Linked DNA regions of Mus musculus: regions 2, 3, 4, 5, 6 and 7 are each linked to region 1. The links are chromatin loops, found by intact Hi-C in ENCODE. Cell type or tissue: heart. All regions are shown on one strand. Links, peaks and the distances in the headings refer to the core of each region. The heading gives the core; the rest is flanking DNA. Region 1 overlaps Pde11a (phosphodiesterase 11A). Region 2 overlaps Gm50595. Region 3 overlaps Pde11a (phosphodiesterase 11A). Region 4 overlaps Gm13657 (a long non-coding RNA gene). Region 5 overlaps Agps (alkylglycerone phosphate synthase). Region 6 overlaps Pde11a (phosphodiesterase 11A). Region 7 overlaps Gm13657 (a long non-coding RNA gene).

Region 1 (4,000 bases), core at 1-4,000:
ATCTAGTTTCTAACATGATCTCAGCCTGTGGTAAAGGACACCCACGTTATATCCATGTGTGGGCACCAGAACTATATGCATCCCTGAAGACCACTGGGGTCTTTCACTATTTTGAGACTCTGTCTTCGTTCTAGGGTCCACATATTCTAATTCTAACGAGTTAAAACCCAAACCAAACTTTTCTATTAATCTGGTTTCTTTTCTTTTCTTTTCTTTTCTTTTCTTTTCTTTTTTGTCTGTTTTTTGCAGACAGTCTCATGTAGTCCAGGCTGCCCTTCAATGACCTTAAACTAGCTATGTAGATGACATTGCCCTTGAACTTCTTTTTAAAAACATAATGTTTTGATCTCTTTAATAATTTCTATCATACATACAATGTATTTTGATTTCATTCACTTCCTACCAAATATACTTGCCACATACTCTGCCTCCTGACTTGGCATTATTTTTTTGAGAATTTTATACATGAATACTGTATTTAATACTTTCCACCCCACCTTGTTCATCCCCCTTTCCTTGCCCCCTACTCCCTCTCAGATTCATGACCTCATCTTCTTTAATCGCATAATTGTAATTATATCATTAGTTCTGGTTATATACACAGCTTTCTGAGTCTGTTTGATGTTGCTAGCATGTACATATGTTTAGGGCTGACCATTTGGGATTGGATAACACATCAGAGAGCCCGTCCCTGGAGAAGACTGAGACTTCGTCTCTCAGAAGCCATTCATTGCCTCTAGATCTTCATCTGGAAGTGGGGCCTTGTGACATTTCCCTCCTCTATATTGGTATGTTAACAGGTGTGTTATACAGATCTTGGTTAGGCAGCCATGCTGTTGAGACTTCCTGGGTGCAGTTTCCCTGTCCTATGTAGAAGACACAATCTCAGAGCAGATATCTTGACGCTCTGGCTCTTGCAATTTTTCTGCTCCATCCCTGAAGATGTCCCCTGAGCCTTGGGTAAAGGAGTGAGTTGTGTTGTGCATGATTCAGCTGAGGCTGAGCATTCCACGGTCTGCTGTTTTCAGCGTTTTGACCAGTTGTAGCTTCTTGGTCTGCAAGAAGCTGCAAAAGGAAGCTTCTTTGAGGAGGAGTGAGAACTACACCTGCAGGTATAAGGATACATATTTAGAATACAGTTAGACATCTACTGTACCCTTGGGGGAAATAGCCATGCTAGGTTCTCCTCTAGGGTCCTTGATCTTGCAAGTCATAGGTAGTTGGCTAGGTTTACAACACTAAGCATGAGTTCCTCCTCTTAAGCAGGATACAAATCCAAGTAGACAGCTGTTGTCACCTCCGAGATATCAGTGTCACTATTGCAACTTTCCTTGAACCTTTGATGAGTGCTGGTCGTTGTATGGTTGGGAAGCTCAGCAGGTGGGTGGGGCTATTCATTGTTTTTCTGCTTTGTCAACTTGCATAGTCATTTCAGGTACTAGGAAAGCTAGTTTTCAGGGCTGAGGCTTCCAGGTCAGTTCTAGCTTTATTCCTGCAACGACTATATCTGACGTATGTAGCATCTCTAGGAACAGGCCTTGCCTGCAAGTTCTGAGAGGCAACCACTAGCTACAGCAATAAGCTGTGTTATTTTGGAAGTTTCTTCCAACTCTCTTGACCAACAAATCTAGAGAAAGTTTTCCCTGCCTGTCTAGCATTGGGTGTTTTGTTAGATAGTCTAAAGCTCCTGAGAGAATAGTATCACTCCCAAGTGTCACTTCATTTAAACTGTATAGATACATATACACACACACACACATGTTGCATATTTGTGTGTTTTAAGAAACATAAAAATGTTTCCCTACAATTTTTTTCAAACACCCTTAATGCTATGTATCCCTCCTCCCTCCCTCTCCCTCTGTGCGTCTCTCCCTCCCCTCTTCCCAGTTAAACCCCCCATCTCCTCGTTTCTATGTACACAGCATCTGTGTTCCACAGCATCCGCTCTCCAGACCTCCACCCCTCCCCACAACCCCAGTTTCCCTTCCTCAATTCTGTGGTCACATTAGGTTGAACTTTTGATCATCTTGCCTCTGCTTCTCAAGTTACCACCAGCCAACAGGAAGAAAGGCAGGGAGGGAGGGAGCAAAGGAGGGAGGGAAGGAGAGAGGAAGGGAGGGAGGGACAGAAAAAGAGAAGGAAGAAAGGAGGGAGGGAAGGAAGGAAGGAAAGAAGGAAGGAAATTTTTGACTGAAAGGACGCCCGATGTGTGCTGGAATTTCCTCTAGATGGCGCTCCAAGGCAAAGTTTCCCAACCAATCCGGAGGCGGGGTGTTGGGGGGGGGGGGGGAGGAAGCAGTGAGCGGTCAAACCTTGACCAACCTTCCTTGAAAGTGCTTCTTTTCTTCTGGCGCGACAGATTCAGGCCAGTGCAAAAATAAATGTTTTCTTTAAAATATTCACCAACAAAGCCGGTCTGTCGGAACAGAGCCCCTTCTATGAAGATGGGCCTGTTTTATGACTGTGCGTTAGCAAGAAGAATCCTGCCTCCTCCACGTGACTTGAAATTTGATCGCGCATTTTCCTAACCCCATTGTCTAGGAGAAGGGGGAAGTTGCGCAGCTGGGCACTGCTGAACGGGTTTGGAACCACAAACTTCTGGACACTCACATGCATATTTGCACCAACTTCCTAGCTTTTATCTCTAAAATTATTTCACACAGAGAAAATAAGATTATTCACTCAAAATGGTTTGCAACAGCATCCAGCCTCATGTTTAGGAAACCAAATAACTTTAGCTCCTTAGAAATCAAAGGAAACAAAGGGGAAGTTTATAGCACGAGCAGTTTTATTCAGACGTGGGTGGATATTTCATTCACCCAGAAACCCATTGATCGATTATTGATTTGTTCCATGCACCTCGCTGGAAATTTTTTTAAAATTGCGGAATCAAAGCTTCAAGGTTACCTTTTATTTGAAGGAAATACCTATATAGTTAATTTTTTTTCCTGAGCTTTGCCTTCCTCTAATAAATATACTAGATAATGCTTTCATCAACCATGGCTAGACAGAGACTAAAAACCTATATACCAATGGTATCTATACAAATTCTCATTGTTTATGTAAGGAGAAAGGAATGCTAGCCCGTTGTGCACATGTGTAATGAAAGATTATGACCAGGGCTCCTGTACTGACAGGGTAAACCAGATATAGGAATGGATTTTTTTTTTTTTTGCTTGTATTCTGTAGACTAAAAGGCGTGCCTTGATGTCTAAGTTACAGACATACTTTTTGTTTGCATTATAAATGGTGTGTACTCTGACAGATTTTCCAAGGGGAACAGAAAGGGTCCTTAAGAGTCAGGATTCTTTAGTGTCTTATAAATAGACTCTTTATCACCTAGGGCATTGCCCTGCTTCCCGTAGGGCTCAATAAAGATTAATTGAATGAGTGAATTTATCTTAGGGAAATATTATTTGAAGAACTATGTTGCTCAGCGTCCGGGATTTTGGTTTTTGGTTTTTTTTTTTTTAAGCACTATAATGACGAACAACTTTCATTGCTCAAAATCTCGCTCTTATCGCATCACGCTAAGGTTCAGCTAGGGTTCATATAGGATATTATGATCTTGCAGAATTCGCTGGCTGTGAAAAGGGAAGAGCACGTGATCACATTAAAATTTATGGTGGTGCTGGCGGCATGGCGCTGGTGGGGACCGGCAGTTAAACACTAATAATAACCAAGTGTCACGGCACACACATTGACACCTCCTGACATTTACTGGGGATCCTAAATCTTCAGTGTGGAGGTAGTGTTCTTCAGTCCACCTTTGTGTTGTCAACAAGGTTATTTGGGGAGATAGCCACGCCATTTTATCAATAATTCAAGCTGGAGAACAGAAGGGACACTTAGGGGGGAAATCTGTCCCAGCCTCAAGCTGGAGCATCTCACGCGGTCTAGTGACTGACGTTCTCAGATAAGTCCTGATCCTTGAGGTCAAAAAATTTCCCCCAAAAGGAATCTCTCTGGAATACAATTAGAGCTCTTTGTTTGCCCCCTT
Region 2 (4,519 bases), core at 281-4,280, 460 kb after region 1:
AGAAGTGAACCAATTTAAAACAGATTCAATTATATTAAAGGCAGGTTTATTGGGAAGTTGCACTAGGGCAAGTTCACTGGCCCCAAGGATTGAGGCCAGGAGAGGAGTTGCCTGGGGGGAGGGGGTGGGGGAGAGAGTAAGAGAGAAAGAGACAAAGGGCACTCTCCTGCAGAGAAGAGAAGAGAAGAGAAGAGAAGAGAAGAGAAGAGAAGAGAAGAGAAGAGAGTAAAAGAGAAGAAAAGAGAAGAGACGGGAGGGGAGGGGAGGGGAGGGGAGGGGAGGAAGAGGCAGGGAGAGAGGGAGGGGGAGAGAGCACTCATAAAATGATGTCTGGATTATATAGGGAAGAGCCTCTGGGGGAAGAACAGGCCAGCCCCTTGGTTGGAAAGTTCAAGGTATTCCAGGTAGGACTGAGGGATGCTGGGAGAACCTGGAAGTCATGTCTCCTTTGATATGTAAGATATGCACCGCAGTCCCTTGTCCCAGGTCCAAAACCAAAGAGTGACCAGGAATGAACTTGGGGCAGGGGTTAAAGAAAACATAGTTTCGCTCTTTACTTTGAACAGAGAACACTGTAAAAAAGCAACCCATGATTTTTTGTTTGTTTGTTTATTATTGTTGTTTTGTTTTTTAAGGACTGGAATTGAGTCCCTCCTCCTACTGTGTGGGTCTGCGTTTCAAAGGATTGTGACAAGGATTGCACAGCAAGCACACCTTCTCCCGCTGAGCCGTTCTCTTTCTGCTGAGAAATATAACTCAGATGGCCAGTTCAGCCGTCTTCAGTGACAGTCCTGGGGACATGATTAACTGCAGTCTGCCCTTTAAGGGTGGCTGTGCTGTCAGGTACCATGCAGACAGGAGGGACACAGCTGTACACGATAGAAATGCCTACATTTCTGTGATTCTGACCTTATATATTTATTTTAGATAGGGTCTCACTATGTAGTCCCTGCTGGTCTGAAATCTTACTCTGTAGACCAAACTGGCCTTGAACACAGAGAACCTACTGCCTCTGCCTCTCAAGGGCTGGGTAATGTTTCTGATCTTTGAAAGAAACAGCAAGCACGCAGCCAAAGTCACCCAAATGCAACTCCCACACCACGCCACACCAGCTGTTCTTGCATCTTACATTCCTGGGACTGTTCATGATACACCATAGCAGATAATAGAAATGTGATTTTCGTGATTATTATTTTAGCAGTAATAATAACTGAGTAACGCTCTCTCAAATCCTGCTGAAGCTTACGCTGAGGACTGTTCTGTCATTGTCACTAATGAAACCAAGGGAAGCCGAACAAACCCTTCAGCTTCATTTGATTTTGTCGTCAAGCTTGGAAGCTCTGAGCTGAGTGATAGGCTGGCTGCAGTTACCTAACCACAGATCGTCTGTCCGCTGGGTCAGGGGCTGAGGTACCACAAACGTGTGTCCAGAAGTTGAAAGGTTCAACTCTGTGAAATCACCAAGCCTGCCTGTGAGTCCGTCCAAGTGTCTGATGGGTAACCTCTGACAGGGCCAAAAACTCCAGCTTGTTAGAACAGGTTAATGCCACCGTTTGAAGAGCCTTGACGTTAGATCGAACTCTCTCTTCCTTCCTCTCTCTCTTATTTATTTATTATTTTTTAAAAGATTTATATATTAACATTGTAGCTGACTTTAGGCACACAAGAAGAGGGCGTCAGATCTCATTACGGGTGGTTGTGAGCCATCATGTGTTTTCTGGGATTTGAACTCAGGACCTTGGGAAGAGCAGTCAGTGCTCTTACCCACTGAGCCATCTTGCCAGTCCCTCTCTCTTTTTTAAAGATTTATTTATTTTATATATGTGAGTACACTGTTGCAATCTTCAGACACACCATCAGATTCCATTCCAGATGGTTGTGAGCCACCTTGTGGTTGCTGGGAATTGAACTTGGGACCTCTGGAAGAGCAAGTCAGTGTTCTTAACCGCTGAGTCACCTCTCCAGCCCGACGTTAGATTTCTAATGTACAGGTAGGTCACCAATTACTTCTCTTTCACTTAGCCCAACCACATGTGTTGCATCTCGCTAATAACGTTGTAGTCTACCGTGTCCAGACAATTTTCCTGAGCTTAGCGCAAAATGGAGGACTCCCTTTTCTTAGCCGGGCTTCTTCTCTGCCTGATCTGGGGAGCCTGGCCCACACTCTTCCTGGGGAAAGTCACATAATCCGTGGAGAAATTACAGGCTCAACTTTCTGGAATGCATCTCCATGCAAATGAGGTAACCTTGAACCTCAGACAATGAAACTTCATCCTAAGAAGAGCCCCTTTCCACCCTCCAAGGTTCACCCCGAATAAAGGATGTGCATACAAACACACCCGAATAAAGGTAGGTGCACAAGCTAAGATCGTCTGGGAGAGCGGTTTCATTAAGACTCTTGCGGAGGGCACCCCACTCCTCACTCCCAACCAGACCGGCGGATTCATCCTCTCAGCCTGGTGTGCTGCATCACCTGGGCACCCTGAGAGGGAAGAAACAGAAGCTGAGGAACCACATCTGACTCCAGGCTCGCCTCAACACAGAGATCCGCATGCCTCTGCCTCCCGAGTGCTGGGGATAAAGGCGAGCGCCACTACTGCCCGGCCTCTCCTCGCTCTTTCCTCAGCTTCCTCTCAGCTATCACATCTAGTTTCACACTCTCACATTCAATCTGTCATTTTAGGAGCAGATAGCACACGGCAGAGATGGTGATACAGCCCTTGGGAATTTGAGGAGTCACCCCACAACAACAAAATCGGCAGGATTGTTGGAGATCATTGGTTCCTAGGTTCTTTTCAAAGAAGCAGTGCGGCTTTCTTAGGATTCTCAGCCGCTTCCCGCTTCCCACTTCCCGCTTCCCGCCTAATTGACTGGGAACCACCGCCCAGGGGCGCACGCCCACGATTCCCCTACCCTGTGACTAAGAGCCGGCCTCTCATGCCTTCCACTTCTTGGAACTGTTCCCTGTTCTTTTGAAATCACAGCCTTAGTTTGTCCCTATTCGGCTTTGTTCCTGCACGTAAATGTTAATGCTCTCAGTGGCTCGAACTCCATCCTTGCAAAACAGTTCGGCAAACTTCCCCACAGGACAGGACAAGCGCTTTTTAAACTCACAGATGGGTTGTTCTGTGACTGTTGCCTTTTAATGAAACCCCCGTGACACTTCTCTGAAATTATTCAAAAAGCATTCTCGGCCTCTGCGAAGAACCATTTGTCACAAACCCCTAAATCCCCCGGGAGAAGGGCTTTCCTGTATTTTATATCGTGGGATTACAGTAACGTATAAAAACAGTCGTAGGTTAAGCAAAACAAAGTGGGCGGGGAATTCAGCATTTAAGTGGTCCAGGGATGCTGTTTGATTTGCTATAGGCAAAATCGTCCTCAGAAGGCTGGCGTAGTTACTCCTTTAAACCACCCCTACTGTGTAGCACAGCCAGCTCCGGAATCCAGAGTTACTGTAGAAGCAGATCCTGGTTATAAAACACAGCACCTGTCTCAGATTAGTCTCCTGTAGGAAAATTCTTTATATTATGGGCAGAGGAGTCTTTACTATAGCTCGGGAACAGTACGGACCATGATGGCTGTTCTGTACCCTCCTCTAAAAAAATATGTATCTATTTTATATATAAATATTCTCCACTGTAGACACAATACAAAAGCTTGTCCTGCCCGACGTGTAATAAAAGGTCGTGTTTCTTCTTTCCCAATCACTAGGACTTTTTCTGAATCTTTTCGGGAAAAGGGACAGGGAACGACATTAATCATAATGTGGTGTGCTCTGACCTTCCTGAAGTTATCTTTTGCTATTTACCGCCTTTGAGCTGTACATGGACTGCGTTCGGTGCTTCCAGCCCCAGCGTGTTTCTCTCCAAAGCCTCCTGCAACCTGCCCTCCCCGCCCCCACCGGCCCACGTGTGAATGGCGTTCATTAATTTACGTGCACCAAGTATGTATAAGAGCCCTTGAAGGCCAGAGACATCGGACAGCCTGAAGCCAGAGTTACAGGCAGCTGTGAGCTCCCTGTCCGGGGTGCCAGGAACCAAACTCAGGTCTCCGGCATTCTTAACCACTGAGCTGTCTCTCTGGCCCCTGTTCTTGTGCTAGGCAGGAGAGAGGCCAGCTCAGCCTGACTCTGAAGGACAAAACCAGCCGTGGCGATGTCGGGCAGCAGCCTGTTCTACAGAGTTTGCACACTCATTTAACTTCATTGGGAAAAAAAAAATAATGAAAGCGGTGAAAAGTGTTTATGGGAGTGGAGGAGAGCATATTTTGCTGGTTTTTCTTTATGTTTGAAGTTTTGGGTATAGCTCTGCTCATAAATACTGAAATGCCTAGCATAAAGAAGGCAGCCTGGGGCATACCCCATAAAACTTACAGTGCGATTAAATGAGCAATTTCCACTGGAAATAAAACGGGTGTGTTGGGTGGAATATGAATTAAACTGCGCGGGACTCAGGCTTGCACGAGGCTTTGGAGAGAGACCCGCTGGGGTTGGTAGCACTGAACGCAGTCCACAGGT
Region 3 (4,519 bases), core at 1-4,000, 80 kb after region 1:
TCATTTCCCAGCAGCTCCATAAAAGAAAACTGATTACAGGAATTTAATAAGTAAAACAGAGCCAGAAATAGTGTGATCAAATGAGTTTTTAATTACATTTCGGCAGAAAAAAATTCCAATTCGTGCTCCTGGGATTAAAAAAAAAAATAATTTCTAGAGAAATGCTTTTGTAGCAGGAAAATAACATATACACTAATTTCCATAGGAATTACAGTAGTCGGTTTAATTAAAAGGCTTGATCAGGGTAAAGAGGAGACAGTGCCAAGGCATGCTAAATAAAAGCACAGCAGTCACGGCCGCCTCACACTGTGGTCAAAAATAAACAAACCGACAAACAAACAAACAAACACCGAGCACTGAGCAGGATTGGGGCATCTGCATTTTTCTCCTGGAAATAAAGGGGAAATTTTATCCCTGGGTTACTATGTTGCTTTGCTCTTTTCATATATGAAATAAATGGGTATGTCTGATTTTTAAATGAGATGTTTCTAGTCAGTGCAACGAAGGTCACTGGAATGGAGCCACACACTCACGCACACACTCACGCACTCACGCTCACACACACAGGTGGGATGGAGGAAGGGTGGGAATCACTATTACAGGGCATCAGTGAGAAGCTTTACGTTAAGCAGCAGGAGTCTCACTACTCACTCAGATCTCTTTGGGGGGGGAGGGGTCTGTCAGGTTTACTGGCAGGTGTGTTGAGCTGTGCTTAAGAGAAGGACACCCTGCCAGAAGTCCATCAAGCCATCAAGCAGGGACCTCTTCTCTTAAAAAGAAAAACTTATTTAGAAGTATTTAGAAGGATCTATGAATTTTGTGCAGTTAAGGGCCCTGCAGCATGAGTTTCATGAGCCTAGTGATCCATCTGCCCCAAATGGCACTCCACAGGCCTCCCCTCCTCCCATCTCCCCGGGCCTCTCCAGCCCTCTCTTCCACGCCCTGACCCCTTCACATCATTATCTGTTCCCATACATGTTACTAGAGTGGAAACAGATGTTTGAGTTAGAAGGACTCTAAGGTTTTTAAAGTGCAAAGTTAGGACTGCTGGGAAAGTTAAGAGGGCTTGCAGCCAAGCCAACCAGATACAGGGACAGGTCTGCGGGAGAGGAACAGAGTCCTGTCAGCAGGCTCCCATGAAGACCTGTCCTCTCCCACACACACCCAGAGGAACACTCGGCAGGGACCCATCCACGGCATTCAGAGCTACATCACTCCATGTCAGTCTGTGTGTTGAGCATGGCCACCCACATTTTGCTTTCGGAGGAAAACCAGTCCTTCCACTTGTCTTGGGAATTCACCTGACCTTTTTTTATGTGGGAAAATTCCCCTGGGCATCTGGGGCAGAGTCATTGTAAGTTTTGTTTGGTTGGGTTTGGTGTTTTGTTTTGTTTTTAATTTAAGTTCCCAGCTTGATGGATTGATAGACAGAGCTCTCTCCAGGCAGGCAAAGACATGTCTGTTAGTAGTTACCGGTGATCTGCATTTTTGTCTTGTTTTGTTTGATGTGCAGGCAGACTCAGAGCCTACAAAGCCTTGAGGAATACCCAGCCCTCTTGTCTCATTCATTCTCTGCCTGGGCTCTATGAATCCAACACGATAATGTTAGATGCCTGCATATTCTCTGCAAAATAGTTCATATTTACCAAAGTAATCACTTCCCTTCATATAACTGGTTCCCATCCCCCCTTTTAAACAGAAGGCGAAAGACTCTACACATCCATGACCCAGGTTGCTCTCTCCACCTGTTTTCCTCTTTGTTTTAGGCCTTGGTGAAGGTCAATGCAAAACTGAAACCAATGCTGGATTCAGTGGCTGCCAACCGAAGGAAGTGGGAAGAGTTGCACCAAAAAAGACTACAGGTCTCGGCTGCCTCCCCAGACCCTGCCAGTCCCATGGTGGCCGGGGAAGACAGACTGTAAACCACCCAGAGCCGCTGCGCCACCCTGTGGTCGGGAGGGTCCTCCGCATCCTGAACTACTTGCTTTGGTTGAACCGCAACATCCTATTGGTTCAGCTCGGATAGTCAGTCCCAAAGCTTTGATTGTATCAGGAAGCACCCAAGAAAGTGTCGTTGGCAGCAGAGGCACGAAAGATGGAGTGGGACAGAGAATATGACCCTCAACTTTCCATCCTGAACCCATACTGCTGGATTTGGATCCATGGACCTGAGGGCCATCAGCCCCACTCCTGCTGAGCTGAGAGGACACCGTGGTAAAAGTGTCACTATGGCTGCTTCCTGTATGGTACTTTTCTGTTATGAGCCCTTCCTTTCCTTGCAGCCTCTCCTGGAGCAGGCTTTCTCACCAGATGGTCCCGAGAATGCAGATTTGCGTTTTAGATGTTTTACTTCTAATCCTACTGCTTCTTAGTGATGCACCAGGCCCTTGATTCTCATTGCCTAGTGGATAAACCTACGTGACTTAATAGTGCCAGGTAACCCCAGTCTTGATTCCCACAGTAGTAGTATAGTAGGGTGTGTTTGTCTAATTGATGTTACACAGAGTCTGTAACTCTGCAGTGAGATAGATCATGGTTCACTTTTTGAATTCAGCCTTTTGTAAGCAAAGCCTTTTTCTAGGAGGAACAGATTAATAATTTTATTAAAGCAAAGGTGAAAGGGGATCTAAGGCCACATGTACCACGAATGACATGTATAAATACCGGAACTGCTTCCAACAGTGAGAAATAGTTCTCAGGTGCAGAGGCACCCAGTGACCAAGCATGGAATAGTTTGAAGTGAAGGGGATGAAGGTTTGAGGATACAATTTAAGGAACCACGATTTTACATTTTCCCTTACATGTAAAAAAGAATATTCTAGAAAGGCCAGGAAGTAACATCTGTACAACCTATTTCCACTAGGTCTATAGCATGTGAAAACAAGCAGTTTTAAATAGATGCGGTCACTAGAACACTGCTTTGATGCCCAGTTCACCTGAGACACTAAAGACAGGATCTCTCTTACCCAAAGAACACTGGGCTTGCTGCCTCTCGCTTTGCATCATTAGCTGAGTGAGTTCTGACTAGACTTCTCTGTTTCCCAAAGTGCCAAGTGAGATTACACTAGGGATTTATTTGCAGGAATCCTAGCACTGAAATCCTTTGTCCAAATAAACTTTTAAGGATTCCCTAGGGCAAAAGAGAGCTGGAATCTGAAAACTTCTGTGTGAAGCAGGTCTTGGGCATCCAGAGCCCAGACAAGCATCTCTTTGTTCACGTACATGGTGCTCCACAGAGAGATTCAGAGAGCCGGGAAGTCCCTGGCGGTGTAAAACCTGAGAGTCAACCCAGCTCTGAACAATCTAAAACTTAAGGAAACTTTTCTCCTCAACTTACAAAACATTTTTTTCCTTAGTTTAATGGATCAGTATCGGTTTTTAACTTTACTCAAATCCAAAAGAAACAGGGGTATAGTTTCACAGGGTCGTTGCCTTCTGGGTATTAAGGAGATATTTGAAGGTATATGGGGTGGGGGTGGGGGATAGTTAAATGAAGATAACAAGACAGGAAAGGAGTGAGCTGAAAATCATCCAAGGAAGGCAGCTGTGTTATAGCAAGAAACATTATAAACCATGCAAAAGGTGGGGCTAGAAAAAGAGAATAGAGAGAAGACTACAGGAGAATTAGGGGCAGAGGCAGATGGTTAAGACAAACCGGCTAAGGAGTGGTGAAAGTCAATCCAAACAAAGAAAAATCATTGCACTTCCAGACCAAAAAAAAAAAAAAAAAAAAAAAAAAGAGGGTGCAGAACCTTGTTGTCAATTGAGTAGGAAAGAGACAATTACACAGGGAGGGGCTTGACAAAGGAGAGAAGAAAGAGATCAGTGCACTAAGAAACAATGTTGCTAGGTGCCCTTTACAGCTGTGTCTGCAGGGAAGACTGGAGAGACTGCAGCGGAAAATGAGCTCAGGAAAAAAAAAGAAAAAAAAAAGCTTCGGCAGAGCAGGTAAGAGGAGGCTGTTCAGATTTATGGATTTTATTAAGCCAGTTTTCTGAATCACTCTGCTATAAAGGAAAATAGCTTCTGCAGAGCTGTCTCCCCTCCTTCAGGTGAAGAACAAAGGCTAGGCGGAGCTAGGAACAGACGTGGGGGGGGGGGGGAGTCTGCAAGATCATTGTGTCTGCAGCCCAGGTGCTTTTGGGTACTGCACCACAGCACCTCATCACGGTTTATATCAAAGATAGGAATCGAGAATCAGTCCATATGAGGTTGCAGTGAGCCTGCATCTGTTACCCTTCCAAACAATAAATAAACAGCCAGAAAAACGGATCCCAGTCCATCTACAGCAAGAAATTTCAAGCATGTACTTTATGATAATACTGGATCCCGGGTCTTTCAGAGACTGCCGGCAGCAACGAGACAGGGTCCCCTCCACCCTGAATGTCGATGCTTCAGAGTGCTGAGGGGGACATAATTTATAGCACAAACCCTACAGCTTCCACTAAGGTTGAGTTTTCCTCTCCTCTTCTTGCCTTTTTATTGGCTTTACTGCATGGTTGCCAATAGCAACATCCAC
Region 4 (4,519 bases), core at 174-4,173, 280 kb after region 1:
TCTCTTAAGCTCTTTAAGTTTTGTTCTACTGTAATAGCAACCTTAGGATCAGCACAACCTTAGGACTCCCCTACCACCGAGCACAGGGAACAGACTGAGAAAGCGATTCTGTGGTTAAAAAAAACAAACAAACAAAAGCTACCAGCACACTTTATCTGCTGTCAATAAGAAATGTGTGTGCTGGGGCTGAAGAGATGGCTCAGCAGTTAAGAGCACTGAAAGCTCTTCCAGAGGTCCTGAGTTCAATTCCCAGCGCCCACATGGTGGCTTACAATCACCTGTAATGGGGTCTGATATACTCTTCTGGTGTGTGTCTAAAGACAGCTACAGTCTACTCATAAATAAAAATAAATAAATCTTAAAAAAAAAAAAAAAGAAGAAGACATGTGTGTGTTCTTGTGTTCAAATCTGAAAGCTGACATCATCCAAAAGTTTTTTAAACAAGTTTATTCATAACCATTATAACGTGGAGAAACTGGATGACTGAAACATTTCTGATTTCTCTTGATGCCTCATGACCCTGAACTTATTGTAGACATTCACACACACGTGAATATGGGAGCCCTGGCAACACCTGAGTTTTGTTCCATTTTCCCTTTCATGTTCATATTCTTAGGTGCCTCAGTCTCATGGGGGGAAAGTAAGCCAAACTACCAGCATCAGGAGGGAGAGACAGACTTAGGATGAAATTCTTCCAATCACAGTAGGTTCGTGAGCACTCTGTAAGCATGCAGCCGGTCATTTTTGCGTAATTATTGTGTGTTTAGCATGCAGCGAGGCTGGGTTGGTCTCTCTTCGGAAAGGCTGGCCACATAGACTTTGGTTGGAGCCACAGACAGCTGTGCCTCAGAAGGTCAACTCTGATTTCCAATCCTGAGCAATTTCTTATGTCAAATACAGGAAGAGGAAACTGTTAATGAATTCAGTTGACTTCTATTTCTTTCACAATGCCACAGGACTAGGTCTGGAAAGGTGTCGATTCTCCAGTCCTCCTGCAGAGAGTGCAACCTGAGGAACACTCTGTAGCCAGCCAATCACCTCTTAGAGTCACTTTGGGGCTGTGATGAGCCATAGTGTGTGTGTGTGTGGGGGGGGGGGGTCCTTAGCTCCCCTACTTCAGGTTACAAAGTAGTCGTCCCCGCTCCCTCTCACATCCTCCCTCTCCCCCACTTCCTTCTCCCTCCTCCCCTCCTCCCTCTATCCCTCCCCCACTTCCCCTTTCTCCCAGTCATTGGCTTACTTAAGTCAGAAACCACACAAAGCAAGGTCTTCATACTGACTATCTGCTCAGCCTTTTAAAATCTGCGCATGCGTGTCCTCCTCCTCCATACTCTGTCCCCTGAGGGCCCGCCCAACCTTTGGACACTGTGTCACAGGGTCATCATCTACGAGTTCACACCCCAAACCCTTTCAATCAAGTTAAAAAAAAGAAAGAAAGAAAGAGAGAGAGAGAGAGAGAGAGAGAGAGAGAGAGAGAGAGAGAGAAAGAAAGAAAGAAAGAAAGAAAGAAAGAAACAAAGAAAGAAACAAAGAAAGAAACAAAGAAAGAAACAAAGAAAGATAGATCTTGATGTTTTTGGACAAGTTCGTGATTTTGTACTGTGTTGCCTTCGTAGATGTCCTGAGCCGATTGCCGTCCGCTTTCACAGAAGAAAGCAGCCTTTGATCCTAACAAGTTTCCTATTTCACTCTGTCTCTGGGTTGTGCTGATAGCCTTCCCGTGACAACAGATCTTGATCTTAGGTCCCACTGTTTCCTGTAAAATGCCAGTTAGGTCTAGTTCGATGCTTCTTCTTACTCTGGCTCAATGTGTACTTTTTGGCAACAGCTCCTACGTGGCACTTTCGGGAGGTCCGAGGTCTGACTGCCCATTTATAACGTGACCGGTACAGGACTACAATGCCTAGCACCAACATTTACATCATTACTACTTTCTGAATTTTTACTGTTAAGTTGATTGTTAAATTCAAATTAAATTCTAATGTTGAAAATCATAACTTGGGGAACTGGAGAGATGGCTCAGCAGTTAAGAGCACTGACTGCTCTTCCAGAGGTCTTGAGTTCAAATCTCAGCAACCACATGGTGGCTCACAACCATCCGTAATGGGATCTGGCGCCCTCTTCTGGAGTGTCTGAAGACAGCTACAGTGTACTTACATATAATAAATAAATACATTTTTTTAAAAAATCATAATTTGAAGCCGGGCAGTGGTGGAGCACGCCTTTAATCTTAGCACACGGGAGGCAGAGGCAGGCGGATTTCTGAGTTCAAGGCCAGCCTGGTCTACAGCCTGAGTTCCAGGACAGCCAGGACTACACAGAGAAACCCTGTCTCAAAAATAAAATAAGGGCTGGTGAGATGGCTCAGTGGGTAAGAGCACCCGACTGCTCTTCCGAAGGTCAGGAGTTCAAATCCCAGCAACCACATGGTGGCTCACAACCATCTGTAACAAGATCTGACTCCCTCTTCTGGAGTGTCTGAGGACAGCTACAGTGTACTTATAATAAATAAATAAATAAATCTTTAAAAAAAAAAAAATAAAATAAAATAAAATAAAATAAAAAATAATTAAAAAGCATAATTTGAGGTATTTGGGGGATTAGGGAGGATATGTGTGTGTGTGTGTGTGTGTGTGTGTGTGTGTGTGTGTGTGTTCAGAGGGATATCCCACTGGGAGGCATATACAGTCAAATTAGCGTGTTTTAATATCCCTGGCACTCAAAGTAGAAAAACAACTGTCTGGCGTCAACCAGAATGGATAGCCTTCTGCTGTGCCATAGTCTAAATCTAGGATGCAAGGCAAAGGTGGGTAGCTGTGGGATCATCAGCCCACGGAAAACTGTTTCACCATCTTAAAGGCCAGGTAGCCTGTATTCCATAGACTGGCGCCAAGGCAAAGAAGCCTAAGGTCTGTAGATTCACTTCTGACTCCAACAGAAAGTTCTATAACTGCCCAGCAGTGCTCTCTCCCTCCTGCCTCCTAATGCTACCCAGCTACAGTCTGTGTCTACATGGCCTTCATAATAACACATAATTACCCTATGATTCTGGAAGCCCCAGCCAATAAAATCAACATCAAAACAAATATGAGGTATGGTAGTTTGGAAACAATGTGATTAGATTTTTAAAAAGAAAATTATTTCTAAATTTCTAAAAAGAAAAATAATTTTAAAATTTGGAATATATAAACTTGTAGTGTAAACAGACCTAAAAAGAACCCGTGATGGGGGGAGCCAGCTGCAGGGTGAGTGGGTCCCGATCAGTTAGAAATTACAGTTGAAGTAAAGTATACTTAATTAAATACATCAATTAGATAAAATTTAATTGTGCTAGGATTCTTAATAATTAGAGTCATCTGTGCTATTACCGGCCTCCAAAGCTCTCTTGATAAATACCAGTGCCCCCTCCTCCCACTTCCCACACGGCCACAACCACTTTTGTTTGTACATATGCTCTTACTTCCCGGACCACACTCAGAGATCAAGGACGACAGGCACCTGACACGGGCCAGTAAGACGTCTGAGACCTTTGATTAGAACCAAGAAAGTCAACCACAGGCGCTGATCCGAAGAACTGCTGGCACTCGTGGTTTTCCACTTCATGAGGGTATTCCGTGTACAGCTGCAGCAGAGGGAGATGCTGACATGCAGGACCAGCCGGTCAACTTGACAGGGGACTCTGACGCCCGTGTCCGCCCCTGATTGCCCCCTCAGGTCCAATTACAGCCCTGGGTAACTTACAAGCAAGCTTTTTAATCCCTCCTTAGGATTCATGGGCAATAAATTTTAATTTGTTTGCTATCACAAAACTACTTGCTAGAAGGGAGATATATAGAACAAATGCTCTGTAAGTAATGAATTCATATTTGAGTTGTATCCATTTTTTGACATTACACACATTCCTTCAATTTTTCCACTACTATCAAAATTTTTCCCTTGTGGGGTGTGTGTGTGTGTGTGTGTGTGTGTGTGTGTGTGTGACATGTGTACAGGTGCCTAGGTAGACCAGGGGTTGATGTCAAGTGTCTTTCTCAACCACTTGTCACCTTACATTTTGAGGCAAGGTTTCCCACTAGAGACTGGCAGTTCAGCAAGCTAGCTAGCTTACTCCAGGAATCTCCTGTCTCCCCGTCTTAAGAGTAAGACTAACGGCTGGCCACCATGCTGCCTGGCCTTTACACAGGTACTGGGGATCTAAATGCCAGTTTGCCCATGTGCAGAAATGCTTATTCTTCCTTTACCTGTCTTCGCTGTTACAGAGGCATTGGTAAGTTACATCAAAATCAAGTTGACAAGGAGAGTGAGGCTCACACTCAGTTTGCAAATGAATCTCAAGATTCAGTGTGTGTGTGTGTGTGTGTGTGTGTGTGTGTGTGAGAGAGAGAGAGAGAGAGAGAGAGACAGAGAGAGACAGAGAGACAGAGAGACAGAGAGACAGAGAGAGAGAGAGACAGAAAGAGGGATTGAGAATCACACTTTCCAAAGTAAATATACCGCATTCAGAGCAACTCCTGAGAAC
Region 5 (4,519 bases), core at 272-4,271, 190 kb after region 1:
CAAGATCCTGACTACTGATGAGCAGTTTCAAGTAACACACACACACACACACACACACACACACACACACACACAGTATCACTAACCACACAGTTCTTAGCTTCATATTTGAATCAAAAATTACATCAAAACTATTATATTGGCCATTCTGTGGTCTTACTAAAAAATTAACAGTTTAAAAAATTACAATCAGGATAATTTTAAGTGTGGTATAAAGGAATTATTGTTTGGTTAGAAATTCCTAAAATCACCACCAGTTTCCACACTAAAGGTGAGTCAATTTTCTTCACATTTACAAATCCAGATGCCTGTAATAAAATGAATGCAGTGACTTCTAATAAAATATATGAAAGCTGATTAGGTCAAATTTCCTTTCTTCCTAAAATAAGCAGAAAATATCTATAGGTGTGCACAAGATAACATCTATAAACAGACATGTTTATATGTTCTGACATAAGCACACCACAAAATATTAAAGAATTCAGAGACTTTGGGGGAGGGGTGTTAAATTTCTGATGAGAAGTGTACAGTCTACCTGTGGCCATCAGCCAGATTCCAGTTCACCTGCTTCAAGGGTATGTGTTATTCATGGAAACAAGCCACACAAGTGCATGCTAAGGAAGTGGAAGAAAGACAACTCTCAGTAAATGCTGTGGTCAGGAGGAGAGCTGGGCTACTGGGTCTCTCTGAGGTAGAAACACATCCAGAAACCACAGATTATTCTCGATCCCTTGTTAGAATCTGCATTTGATTTTATCTCCTTAAGCTGGAAGCAGTTCCATTGTTCTCTACCCATTCTATCCAGCTTTGATCTTACTTTTGAAACAGAGTCTCACAGTGTAGCCAGACTGACCTGGAACTCACTATGTAGACCAGGCTGACCTTGAACTTACAGAGATCCGCCTCCCTCTGCCTACCAGGTACTGGGATTAAAAGTGTACCTAAAGGCTACAACAAAGCATGGTAGGGCAAACTTTTAAGATGCAGAGGTTGGGCTATGCTGCCCATCAAGGACTACTGACAACAAAGTTCAGGCCTGCCTCTCGCAGCTGCCAATCTGGTGGGCAGGGAAGAAAATTTGTCAGGTGGTAAAGGGAAATGCTGGGTAGTAAGCGAGATTACAGTAAAACACTAAATGGTCGAAGGTGTCCTGGAGGATACAGAATGGAGTGCCATTCTATCTCTCAAATGATTTAATTATTAGAATGCAACTTTCGTAAATATGCAAATAAAAATATTGTTTAGAAATAAACTGCTAAAATTCCTTAGAAATCATAATCTTGATTATCATTTCCTATAATTGTGGTTACAAACAATGCTATTCCCTATTAATTTTTTTCGGAGATGACTGCTGAAATACTTAGGAGTCAAGTGCTATGGTGTCTGCAACTTAATTACCAACAGTCCACAATCATGTACATAAGGAACAAACAGAAAACATTAGACCTATGAAGTGAATATGCAGGTGATCCCTACAATATTTATTCCAAGGTTCTATGTATAAATTTTTCAAAATAAAAAAAAATTAAATGGGGGAAAAGGTAAGGAAGGTTGAGAGCACTTGCTAAATCATGCAGCTACCAATATTCATATAAACTTTGTGTGATCTTAACTTGGTGGCTGAATTACATAAGCAAATACTACCAAGCTTTTAACACTGAATTTTAGAAATTGTCAAATTCAAGTCAAGGACTCATTTTTTTTTTCCAAAGTCAAGAAATACATTTTCAGTTGCTATCTTGAGTAAATTCTCATGAGCAAAGAATTCAAATAAAAACAATAGTGTGTAGGTTAGTATGCTGGACTTTGGCAACTGATAATTTGTAAGTTATTACATATCATTCTAAATATACTTATAAACAGAATTTAAAATAATTGATAGTTATCACAGCCTGGTAGTGGTGGCACATGCCTTTAATCCCAGCACTCAGGAGGCAGAGGCATACAGAAAGAACTCCATGAGTTTGAGGCCTGCTTGGTCTGCATATTGAGTTCCAGGGCTGTCTCAGAAAAATAAAAATAAAAAAAGGTTAGCACAGCAACTAATCAAAGAGAAGCTCCTATACGCAGACATCAAACCCTGCACCAATCAGGTTATTTCCACTGCTTTCAAAACTAACTGGGAGGTTGAGCTGAAAGCAGACTCAATCCTCTTTCAAGGATAGAGACTATAAACTCTCTAAGAACAGTTAAGAGTTCAAAGTCACACCAAACCATCCAGTAAGCAACACTGAAACTATAGGGCAGGCAAGCAAGGAGCCCTGGCACTACAGTGACCCCTGCTGGTAGGTGTCAGAAGTAACCTAAGAGGGGATGTTTCAACAAACTAATGGGCTATTTAAGAAATCCAAAAAATGTTAACAATATGCAAACAAAAGTTGAGTACTAAAGTTAAGAAAATAATTAAGTGCACTTACTAGGATTTCTCGTACATCTGACTTGCACCACCTATCTATGCCATACAGTCAGTAAATAACACCAAAAGGTATAAAAATAACTGCTGAGCACTAATTTAAAACCATCTATCATTTTGTCTTGATGAATAAATAAATAAAAACACTGAACTCAAAACATGAGTATAGATTTGACTAAGACAAATTTCTAGTAATTTCTTTCCTTTAAGAGTATTACAACTAGGAATTTACTTGAACCTTAACCCGAAAAGTAAAATTTAGCATTACTCTCTGTGCTAACTTAACAGATATCTCAATCTAACTACTTTATAAATTTAAAAAGGCAATTATTTAAGAAATACCTCAAAAGATTCATGGAAAATGTTTTTCTTACACTAACCCACTCCCCTTGCTAGGGAAAAGCATCCACCTGAGATCAGGCACATGAGTGGGGATGTCTCTGACTTGACTGCATTTACCAAAGTTCAGTAGTAATGCACCTTCTAATTCCCCCTGAGACGGCTGCTACTTTAAGTTCTTAAAGATGAATTAAAAGGGAATCTCACTGAATGGCCCTCTGTCTGGGCTGCCACAGCTAGTGAGTTAGCTTTGAATTGAAATGGTTTGTTTCTTCAAAGGGTAAGCCAAACATCTTGCTCAAATTCCTAAATAAGCCTATCAAGATATCCAGGGGGAGAAAAGGGGAAATGGGGAAAGGGCCTCTGAGGGTAGGAGTGGTTGCAGGGGACAGCATTTAGAATGGTAATTAATTAATTAATTAAAAAAGCAAAAAAATAAAATAAAAGGTCTCCATGTTTATCAGAAACAAATGTTCCAATATTCAGCCCATTGACAATGCTATGCAAAATTAAACTCAGTGAAGTTAAGATATGTTGTATCATTAATTACCAAGAAACTGAGAACTTCTCTATTGAATTTGCACATTACTTATTTCATTAAGATTACAGTGCTCCTACACAAGGCCAATGATAGATTAATGAAAAGTTCAAGGTGGATGAAAGATATGTGTTGAATGAAAGTTTCTAGAAATGCAAAGTTTAAATATAGACAGGTTCCTCCTCTAACTATGTCAGAGTTAATATAGGTGAAATCATATATTTAAAGCTATTGGTAGTACTCACTGGTCATCCTGGAAATGACATGCATATATATAACTAGGGATCTATATTATAAACCAGATATTTCTTCTTAAAGACAAATATTTCTGATTTTTAAGCATGAAGTATGTATTATTTGGTAAATATTTCCCTCTGCTTATAAGAGCTACAAAAACAGGCAAGTATCCTAATCATAACGTTAGTTTTATTTTCAGTTTAATAAAGGGACAATACCTACTTCTAAGTAACTCTGGCAAAGAGCACGCCACACAATGAAAGACCTTCATTTCAGTGGATCACAACTGTAAAAAACCCAAGTAGCTAAATCACTGGCCAAAGTTATTCTCTTTAGAAAGGAAAAAAATATGACACATATAAAATATTAGCTTATAATGACAATTGCGTTTTATAAGTAGCAAGTACACCCAAAAGTTACTGCTGAATATACAAATATACTTTTTTTAAAATTTTTTATTAGGTATTTTCCTCATTTACATTTCCAATGCTATCCCAAAAGTCCCCCATACCCTCCCCCCCCACTCCCCTATCCACCCACTCCCCCTTTTTGGCCCTGGCGTTCCCCTGTACTGGGGCATATAAAGTTTGTGTGTCCGATGGGCCTCTCTTTCCAGTGATGGCCGACTAGGCCATCTTTTGATACATATGCAGCTAGAGACAAGAGCTCCGGGGTACTGGTTAGTTCATATTGTTGTTCCACCTATAGGGTTGCAGTTCCCTTTAGCTCCTTGGTTACTTTCTCTAGCTCCTCCATTGGGGGCCCCTGTGATCCATCCAATAGCTGACTGTGAGCATCCACTTATAAGACAAAAAGACCACCAACAGATTGGGAAAGGATCTTTACCTATCCTAAATCAGATAGGGGACTAATATCCAATATATATAAAGAACTCAAGAAGGTGAACTCCAGAAAATCAAATAACCCCATTAAAAAATGGGGCTCAGAGCTGAACAAAGAATTCTCACCTGAGGAATACTGAATGGCAGAGA
Region 6 (4,519 bases), core at 257-4,256, 86 kb after region 1:
ATAAAGAACCGTTTTCAGTTATCTCACAGCATTGCATCCGTATGGGAATCATTAGTTTAGAAGGGAATTTATAAAGAGAACCAAGAAAAGTAAAAATGGCACATGCACTTCCTGTTTCTGAAACCTGAAGGCCTACATGCTTCCCAGGACTTCGGGTTTGCAAGTATCTTGGATTTAAAACGATCTTAGAATTTTTTTTTTATTAGTGCAATGACAGTAATATGTTTCTGGAATTCCACTGCCTTCTCTGTATGTCAGAGTTTCGCTTATTTTAGTCAAGTCATTAGGCTGACTTTACTCAATCTACTTTGTAGAACAATTATTTTTAAAACCCAGTTCTCTTGCTGACCCTGGTGAGTTACAGAAAGGCACACACACACACACACACTAATCATCGTTTATAGTAATAGAAACAATGCAACCAAAATCTAAATATGTTTGGAATAAATCCAAATATAAAGAAAAATGCATTGGCATGGGCCCGGGGAAGACAAAAAGATTAACAACAGTAACTGAATGTAACCTAATTTGGGACCTTAAGAGCTCTGTCACGCCTCCTTTAGTGAATTCTGAATGTTTCATAGCAGCAAACTGGGACTGTTTTTCTGCCATGTGCTGTCAAGAGCTCCCACACCCCAATTATACTAGGAGTTTAGAGGTTAAGTCTGGCTATTAGTGGCCAAAGTATCACACACTTCCTAAGTCAGCAGCTCTCAACCTGTGTGTGGAGATCCCTTTGGGGGTCACACATCAGGCGTCCTACATAGCAGATATATATTTACATTAAAATTCATAGCAGGAGAAAGTTACAATGCTGAAGTGGCAATGAGGGTAATTGTATGGTTGGGGGCCACGACACCATGAGGAACTGTGTTAAAGGGTCGCAGCGTTAGTAAGGTTGAGAGCCACTGCGCTAACTGAACAATAACTAGAACACAAACAGAAATAAACCAGGCTGTGTCTGGAGAATTTCATGGGGGGGGAGGGGGGGCATTAGATTTAGCAGCACCCAGTGCTGTGTTCTCCTTGTCCATGCACCCCTGCCCCTGCCTAGTGATTTGGGGTTGTACAGACTTTGATTTTTGAATGTCCTTGCATGTCTGTGCATCTCTCAGCAGCACTAAGGGCAAACTGTTCATCTGTGTCAGTCTGTACCAACCAATGTCTCTCAATGTACACTCTGCTGCAAAAGTGTTCTATGAAGTAAATTAACTATTTGCTAAAAAAAAAAAAAAAAAAAAAAAAAAAAAAAACCCAAGTGTGTTCTTTGAGACCATCGTTTGGGTGAGTTCCCTTCTGTGTCTATGTGTGTGTTAGAGTGCTCATTTTTCTTTTGCTCTAGCGTAGATTTAGATGAGATCATATTTACAGCAGTTTTAAAGCATAGCGCAAGTGTGGAGATAGTAGTCTAGTTATTGAGTCTCGTTCCCTCGGAGGGCTGTTACTTTTGCTATTTTCTTTTGATTTACAACAGTTTAAAAAGGATTCCCTACTGACTTGCTTCCTAATTACTGTTGCTTTACACAGAAGAAGGAGAAGACGCGCTCCTCTGTTTGTGTCCTTTCCAGGCTAATCATTGTAGGAACACTTGGTTTAATGCTGCTTGTCCATTTCAGAAGCAACTACACGTGGCTTTGAAACGGGCTACTTAAAAAAAAAAAAAAAAAAAAAAAAGAGACTTCTTGTTTTTAATAAAATGCTTAATGGTTAACTAACACTCTGGCATAGTCTTTGTTTTGAGGGCTGGAAGAAAGATGCTTTCTAATACCTACCATTTAAATTGTGACCGTTTAGCTCATTAACTTTGACCAGTGCCGTCTGATTGTGTGTTAGGAGTCCCGGGGCCTCATTTTTAAACTGACAAAAGATTCTTCGCATTACTGAAGGCTGTCTGGAGGTAGAAGAATTCTGTAGCCGAAAGCTATTCCTCCATCCATTATGCATTGCTTACATCTGCATGGACAGTTACACAAGGTGGGGTCACATCTACACAAGACTGACAGCCACAGTGATGTAATGCAATTATGCAATGGCTTCAGTACTTAAACTTTAAAATTCTTACACCATTATGCCTCTTCTATCAGAATGGACTGCAACAAATAATCTAGAGCCAGATCAAATGGCTGAGGAAGGAGACACCCAAGGAGAGAGAAGAGAGGTGTAGTGTGGCCCTCTACTGGACAGTATAAGCAAATACCAGCGCTGCCTGCTGCAGCCACTGGCTTCTTTGTGTATTGCAGCCTGCAGTTCTACAGTGAAGTGGAACCTCACAAAAGGTCTGTGGGGATGAATAAGGGAAGTTAGGCAAAGGGGGCCTGGTGATGATCGTGGTGCATGCTTTCTGTATCTTTCTGTATACACACAATACTGGGGCTTGGAGTAGCTCTTTCTTTGAAAGGCTGCCCAACTGTTTGACAAACTAGGATGCACAGTTTCGCCTTCTCCGCTAATCCCTTTTGTAAACAATAACGCTCCTGCACTATCCAAGACAAGTTGATTTAGTAACACTGTAAACTTTAAAATCCAAGCTACTTGATCAAAATCAAAGTCCATTCAAGAAAGAGATCTTTGGATATTGAGGAAGATTTCTCTGAAAGGTAAGACCCACATGAGATGAAATGACTCTCCAACTAAACATGAATGATCTTGTTGATTCTGCATAGAGACGGCCCCAACATTTCAAAAGACTGAACTCAGGCTCCTAAAACTCAGTCAATTACGTTACAGATTTGGCCCTAATTTTGATTCCCTGTTCATAGTGGAGATGGGTTTGAGATGACCAAAGTTCAATGGGACTGAGCTCCTGGAAAAAAAAGGTCAGGAGCCATAGAGGAGAAGAAAACTCTACCTTTACAGATGACTTCCTTTATTAAGGAAGATGCGTGCATGTGACTGTGCGTAAGACACTCATGAATTAGCAATGCACCAGCCACAAATGCTCACATTCATAGGGTAACCAGATAAGTAAAAGGGAATCTCGATCCATTGTACATTTGATTGCCTTGTATTTGGGCAGGAAGAACAGAAGGATACTAAGAACCAAAATGCTTTTGCCCTGCTATGTTTTGCATACTCTTCCTGGTAACCACCTCTCCCCTAGTCCAGCAAAGCCAGCCATGAGTGTCACACTACCTTCTCAATCATTAACTCCTTTCTTTATGTCTCTAATGCACTTTATAAGAACCACTGCATGTTGTCCTATTGCTGAGGATAATATTGCAGATTTGCTTTTGACATATACTCCAGCTCGTCAAGACCCTAATGTAAACAAAAATGATAGTTTATACTTCGTAATATTCTACTTGGTTTGTTTTCCAGGCCTTCCATCATTAATTAAAAGATCTCCTTTTATCTCTCCCATCCAAGAAACAATGAAACGACTCCCCAACTGCCTATCAGAGACCAAATAAAAGTCAGCCTATCACAGCGGTAGTTCTGGTCATGCCAATTTCACAGTGGGATTGGTGCTCATTGCATTTTGAAAATGACCCTGCCCTCCATCTGTCTAAGCCAAATGCCCTGCTCTTTTCAAGCCAGGCCATTGGAGCCACTTTCCATGAAATAAGGAGGAGGACACAAAATGGCTACCCTCCTGTGTACTTTAGCTGCTGTGCTCATAGACAGACAGCAACACAGAGAGGTAGCCAAGAAATTTGGGAGAAAGCTGACAATCCTTTCGGTGTGTGTGGGAGGGGGTGGGATGTAAGTACAGTTTTTTTCATCATGTAAGTACAGTTTTGCAGACAGAGAGACTGAAAGGATAAAAGGTCATTTCCTGATTTCATGTTTATGCATCATAATTTAAGGCCAGCTTTTTCACAATAACAGTCTATGCATAAAGATTTTTAAATACTGAGTGTGAATTTCCAAATTCAAATGTCAGGCAGGGCAGCAGTTGTAAAGGAGACATATCATATTCTTTAATATGTGAGCATCACATACCCCCACCACAGACTTCACCTAAAAGGGTACCAGAAAATCAGAGTAATAGTAAACTCAGAGTGGGGATATAGAAGTAGTCCTTACCTGCTTTCTGTAAAAAAAAAAAAAAAAAAAAAAAAAAAAAAGATCTTTGGTGGACCAAAGGCCCACTCCACACACATAAAATGGGTGCAATCTGCTCCTTCCTTCTTATTGATTGCAGAAATGCCCCTTGTGTGATGACATCCAAGAAGTCACATGGCTGCAAATTCTCCACATGAGGGAAGGCTGAACGCACATAAAATCGGCTGTTATATGATAGGATTATACGATAGGAGCAAATGTATACCTGCTTCAGCCTTTTCCTTGTGATACCAGGAACTAGGGGATACCCAACCCCACTAGTCATTGTATATCTGTTTGAAAGTGCAATTGAGTCATGGAAGTCAGAAGCCTACTGCCCACACCAATTTACTTGATTGTTTCTATAGAAAAAAAAAAAAGGGACACAGCAATCTTTCCTCATACACACTTGGTGCCCTCATTTGGCAGGCCTTTACAGTTTCTTGGAGACATGAAGATAGAATGATTTGCCATT
Region 7 (4,519 bases), core at 317-4,316, 280 kb after region 1:
GGACTGAAGCATCGCCCTGGGCAGACTAGACAGACATTCCACCAGTGAGCTCTGCTCTTAGCCCTTCAATTTCCTCTTAGATCAGGCTAGGGTTTGACCCTAATTATAGATCTAGAGACAGAAGATGACTGGGGCCTGAGGGAACGGACTTCCTCTCCAAAGGTAACCTCCTCAAACTGGGGGTTTCCAAAAGCACTGAACAGAGGAGCAAAAGCGACAGCTGCCAAGAAACTAAGAATTGGACATCTGGGCTCCTTAAGCTCCTCCCATCCTGCACCCTACAGCAATTTAATTTTATAAATCTTAATCTTTCTAGATCAGCACATCAAATAATGCTCATATAAGAGCCAGAGTAAGAGGGTAGACTGATTTGCAAGTTAGCAGTCAGTAAGATCCTGTATTGTTCTCCCTGTCTCCATTCTGAGCACCATCAGAGTCCCTTACACACTCATACTCGGGGTTTCGGTGAACATTCTAGAATGGAAACCTAGAGAGTCTCACTGCTCAGCCTTTCGATGGAAGTACACAGCACACAGCTCTGGAATCCTCTAAGCCACCCTTCACATTGCCCTGTGGCAACCAGTAGTCCTCCATGGCCCACCTTGGCTCTAATGTGCAGAGGCGTTCATTTTATTAACCATTTTGCTACTAAAGGCATGGGATTTCAGAGTTCTATCTCTGATATTAACTGGGTTTTATCATTTTTTTTTTTTTTTTGGAAATACTGAGTCTGCATGATCAGAGCCTCCTGGTTTACCTAAGAGTCTCTTTCAATAACAATGCCCCGGTTACCAGCTTTTGGATGTGTCAGGACCTAGGTTTGAGCATTAGCAACCAATTCTATGTGACTTAACTAAAAAAGGACTTTTTGAAAAATACCAAGTAGGGCACAGCATCCCTGAGAAAGCTAAGATCAGGCTCAGGAAGCAGACAAGAGCAGAGTCAGCTGATAGCAGAAAGCTAAGAATCACTGATGCACAGTCCAGTGAGGATGCTTCCAGAACTCTGACAGGAAGAAGTTGCTACTTCAGGGGAAGTTTCTCTGACACTATCACCACTAGACCCCTCATCATCAGTGCAGGTAAGTAATGTGATGGACTGGCGTCTTTGTACCACTCCTCGGGGTTCAATGTCACAGGAAGACTAGACATACCTCATTGCACATGCACACACATGCGCGCACACACACACACACACACACACATCTATACATGCATACCTATGCACATACACATGAATGCATGGGGAGGGGGGAGATAGACAGACAGACAGAGACAGAGACAGAGGACAGAGAGAGAGTCCAGTCTATCATGCTTGCTTTTCAAGCACGCTTTCAAGACTTGTTATTTTCTTTTGTTGGCCTAATACTTTGTAGCAACTTTGTGTGTGTGTGTGTGTGTGTGTGTAGTATTGTATAGATGTGGCATATGTGCTCATCAATGTATGCATGAGTAACTGTGTGTGTTGGGTATGTGTGTGTACCTATGTGTGGAGACCAGAGGTTGACCCTGGGTGTCTTCCCTGATTGCTGTCTATCTTTACATTTTCCCATTTATTTACTATGTGTGCATTGGGGAGTTGGGGTGAGGGGTGGGGTGGGTACCACAGCACACATGTGGAAGACAAAAGACACATGGCAGTCTCAGGGAATCTGTTCTCTCCTCCCATCATGTAGGCTCTTGGGACTGAATGTTCTTTACAGAGCTTTGGTGGCAAGGACCTTCACCTTGCTGCTTTTCTCGATGAATCTAAAGCTCTTAGCTTCAGCCAGGCTGACTGACCAGTGAGCTTCAGGCATCTGCTGTTGCTTTTCCATGCCTCGTTGCCCCCAGTGCTAGAGTTACAGGCATTTTGTATGTATACTCTGGGTATACAAACTCACGTCTTCATGCATGTGTGGCAGGCACGTTCCCTGCTCAGCCATTCCCAGAGACCTATAAAGAGATATTTACGTTCAACTGTTTCATGATTTAAAATAAAACAAACAAACAAAAAACCAGTGGTTCAAATTCTCTTCCCCTTCAAAAAGTTCAATTTTCTTCCTTTATTTTTTCCAGCTTCATTGTCCTCAATAAACTTTATCAAGTTTCTAAAAAAAATTTTTGATCACATTATATGTGTGAGTATATTTGTAGAATAGCTTTAAATTTATACAGCACTGAACCTTTGTATCCAAGAACATGGTATATCTCAATTTAAGTATTCTTTTCTACCCTTGAGTAATATTATAGTTGTCTTCACATGGAGTTTGCACACTTCTTCATTTATGACTTCATTGTTAGGGAAGTCGGGATTGGTCCAATCTATATTTCCCTTGAGAATTTCAAGCCCCTCCTGATGCCCTTTCAAAATCATGAGACACCATTTACAATGCAAATGGCTCCGGGATTCTGATTTTCCCTAGTCAGTAAGTCTCTCGGCTGAATTCTTCCTAGATTTAACCAGATGCTGTTACTAAATTAAATCTTAGCTTTCACGGTAGCATAAACTTGAATTTGAAGGTTTAAGGAAAATAAATTGACTTGGATAAATTGAAGGACAGACGATAGTGCACTGGTGCTACAGTGCCTCCTAGTGGACACAACGGAGCATGGCTTTGTTTACTAAGAATGTACATCTTGTGTCTGCCCCCAGTGTCATCCTACAGGCAGTTAGAAACTGGAGGAGCCTTTGTAGTTAGCTAGATCAAAAAGAGAGAGGTATGAAGAAGGAAAAGGAGAAATGATTTGTTTAAAATCCCATGGTTGGCCAAGATTTTTCGCTCTCCATCTGTCCTTAGTTCTTCAAGAATCCAGCTTCCTTCTTACTGAAACTTGATATACCTTGGCCGGTTGATAGCCATGGGAGCCTGGCCTTTCAAAAGGAAAGCCAGAGGAGGAGTGAGTAGAGAAGTGGGAGGTGTACTGTACGGGGAGGGACCAGGGGAAGAAGAGGGGGGTGGAAAGTAAGAAGGGAGGAAAGGCAGGAGGGGGAGAGAGAGATGTTACTGCTTTCTTTTCAGCACATATAAAACAAAGGACTAAAGAAACGCATATTTAAAATCCAGTTTCTATATTCACACCTAATTCACTTCCAAACCTACTTGTAAAAATCCATCTTCAGCAAATGAATTTGTTGGGAAAATGGCCAGGCATCCATACACAGAAAGGTTCTCCATCACCATAAATTAACTCATGGTATGCTGAATTAATTGTTGAAAATTACTAGAAAATATGTTCACAAACCTGGCAAATTCAGACTATGTCACACACAAATACTCTTTCTTTCTCCTCCTCCTCCTCTTCCTCCTCCTTCTTTTTCAAGATAGGGCAACACTCACACAGCCCCCAATGGAGGAGCTAGAGAAAGTACCCAAGGAGCTATAGGGAACTGCAACCCTATAGGTGGGACAACATTATGAACTAACCAGTACCCCGGAGCTCTTGTCTCTAGCTGCATATGTATCAAAAGATGGTCTAGTCGGCCATCACTGCAAAGAGAGGCCCATTGGACTTGCAAACTTTATATGCCCCAGTACAGGGGAACGCCAGGGCCAAAAAGGGGGAGTGGGTGGGTAGGGGATTGGGGGGTTGGGTATGGGGGACCTTTGGGATAGCATTGAAAATGTAAACGAGAAAAATACCTAATTAAAAAAATCACACACACAAATAAACAACTTCTGCCCTTGAAGCTGCCAGAAATATTTTTCAAAGAAATTAAAAAAAAAAAAAAAAAGATAGGGAAACACTATTTATCCTGGGACTAGCTCTGTAGACCAGGCTGGCCTCGAACTCACAGAAATCCACTTGTGTCTGCCTCCACAGTGCTAGGATTAAAAGCATGTGCTACCACCAGCTGGCAAAGACTTCCTTTCAAATGACCTGAATTTAACCCTGTTTCTTTAGTTTTCTTTTATAGAGTCATAACTGAATTATCTTGAAAAATGACTATGAAGCATTGAAAAACATCGGTGTAAACCAACACCTATTCTGAAACATAACCTTTCCAAAGGCTGCAGAAGACCAAGCCCGGGGATTAGAACAGAGATGGCCCCAGAGGGTGCTCTCACATCAATCCAGTACCGCGCATGCAAGTCTCGAAATCTCAGGAAAACTGCCCCCCCCCCACTTTGGCAGGTCTTAGTTTCAGATGATGAAAATCAGAGGCAACCGAGCACAGAGGCCCAGACATGTAGACTCAGCTACTTGGGTATCAGGAGGATTGCTTGAGTTTATGAGTTCAAGGTCAATGTGGGCTATTGAGAAAGACCCCCACTTCAACAACAAAAAGAATACGCAAGCATTTTCTAAAATTACTCTGCTCCAAGATCAGATAAACCAATAGTTTTAGGACCAGGAGTCAAATAGAACTGAATTAGAACCTGCTCCTGTCTCCTCACATTACTGAACACGCAAGTGTCTCTGAGTTGCTTCTTTATAAGATGAAAATAGCACATTTCCCTCGTAAGGGATGATATTTTCTACCAGCCTCATTAATATCTAAACAATCAGGTATTATATGATTATGATATTATAATCTT

What was found. A loop is a pair of places that touch in the nucleus more often than their neighbours do. Peaks named below come from ENCODE experiments on the same cell type or tissue, not always from the same donor. Only the 100,000 strongest peaks of a DNase experiment are listed, where the experiment ranks them.
Region 2: a loop joins it to region 1, with 4 times the contacts of the local background. A loop is called at or near these places in 16 of 42 quality-filtered maps.
Region 3: it touches region 1 in a loop (6-fold over the local background); 30 of 42 quality-filtered maps call a loop at or near these places.
Region 4: a loop joins it to region 1, with 9 times the contacts of the local background. A loop is called at or near these places in 14 of 42 quality-filtered maps.
Region 5: it touches region 1 in a loop (8-fold over the local background); 17 of 42 quality-filtered maps call a loop at or near these places.
Region 6: a loop joins it to region 1, with 5 times the contacts of the local background. A loop is called at or near these places in 30 of 42 quality-filtered maps.
Region 7: a loop joins it to region 1, with 6 times the contacts of the local background. A loop is called at or near these places in 14 of 42 quality-filtered maps.

What each region holds. Positions count from the first base shown.
Region 1 is chr2:76,069,052-76,073,051 of GRCm38, reverse strand. All of the region lies in intron 12 of Pde11a (phosphodiesterase 11A), which reads left to right. Among named protein-coding and RNA genes, the nearest start is that of Gm52518, 35 kb to the right of the region's middle. In heart, for the core only: a CTCF peak has its summit at 2,201 (motif pointing right); DNase peaks (open chromatin) are centred at 2,001 and 2,511; H3K4me3 peaks cover 1,476 bases; H3K27ac peaks cover 2,240 bases.
Region 2 is chr2:75,608,160-75,612,678 of GRCm38, reverse strand. All of the region lies in intron 1 of Gm50595, which reads left to right. Among named protein-coding and RNA genes, the nearest start is that of Gm39853, 3.0 kb to the left of the region's middle. In heart, for the core only: a CTCF peak has its summit at 1,881 (motif pointing left); DNase peaks (open chromatin) are centred at 2,508, 2,888 and 3,938; H3K4me3 peaks cover 1,812 bases; H3K27ac peaks cover 817 bases.
Region 3 is chr2:75,988,535-75,993,053 of GRCm38, reverse strand. It overlaps Pde11a (phosphodiesterase 11A), which reads left to right. Exons shown (of 20, transcript NM_001081033.3): 20 at 1,767-4,519. The coding sequence ends at 1,922. Among named protein-coding and RNA genes, the nearest start is that of Ttc30a1, 8.8 kb to the right of the region's middle. In heart, for the core only: a CTCF peak has its summit at 1,950 (motif pointing left); a DNase peak (open chromatin) is centred at 1,993; H3K4me3 peaks cover 516 bases; H3K27ac peaks cover 2,549 bases.
Region 4 is chr2:75,789,328-75,793,846 of GRCm38, reverse strand. It overlaps Gm13657 (a long non-coding RNA gene), which reads right to left. Exons shown (of 5, transcript XR_001783382.2): 5 at 2,570-4,519. Among named protein-coding and RNA genes, the nearest start is that of Gm13657, 15 kb to the right of the region's middle. In heart, for the core only: a CTCF peak has its summit at 2,120 (motif pointing left); a DNase peak (open chromatin) is centred at 1,286; H3K27ac peaks cover 423 bases.
Region 5 is chr2:75,881,494-75,886,012 of GRCm38, reverse strand. All of the region lies in intron 11 of Agps (alkylglycerone phosphate synthase), which reads right to left. Among named protein-coding and RNA genes, the nearest start is that of Gm34861, 52 kb to the right of the region's middle. In heart, for the core only: a CTCF peak has its summit at 2,288 (motif pointing left); no DNase peak of the experiment used is centred there.
Region 6 is chr2:75,983,004-75,987,522 of GRCm38, reverse strand. It overlaps Pde11a (phosphodiesterase 11A), which reads left to right. Exons shown (of 20, transcript NM_001081033.3): 20 at 1-1,715. Among named protein-coding and RNA genes, the nearest start is that of Ttc30a1, 3.3 kb to the right of the region's middle. In heart, for the core only: a CTCF peak has its summit at 2,191 (motif pointing left); a DNase peak (open chromatin) is centred at 2,212; H3K27ac peaks cover 642 bases.
Region 7 is chr2:75,784,338-75,788,856 of GRCm38, reverse strand. It overlaps Gm13657 (a long non-coding RNA gene), which reads right to left. Exons shown (of 5, transcript XR_001783382.2): 4 at 1,727-1,934. Among named protein-coding and RNA genes, the nearest start is that of Gm13657, 9.7 kb to the right of the region's middle. In heart, for the core only: a CTCF peak has its summit at 2,572 (motif pointing left); no DNase peak of the experiment used is centred there.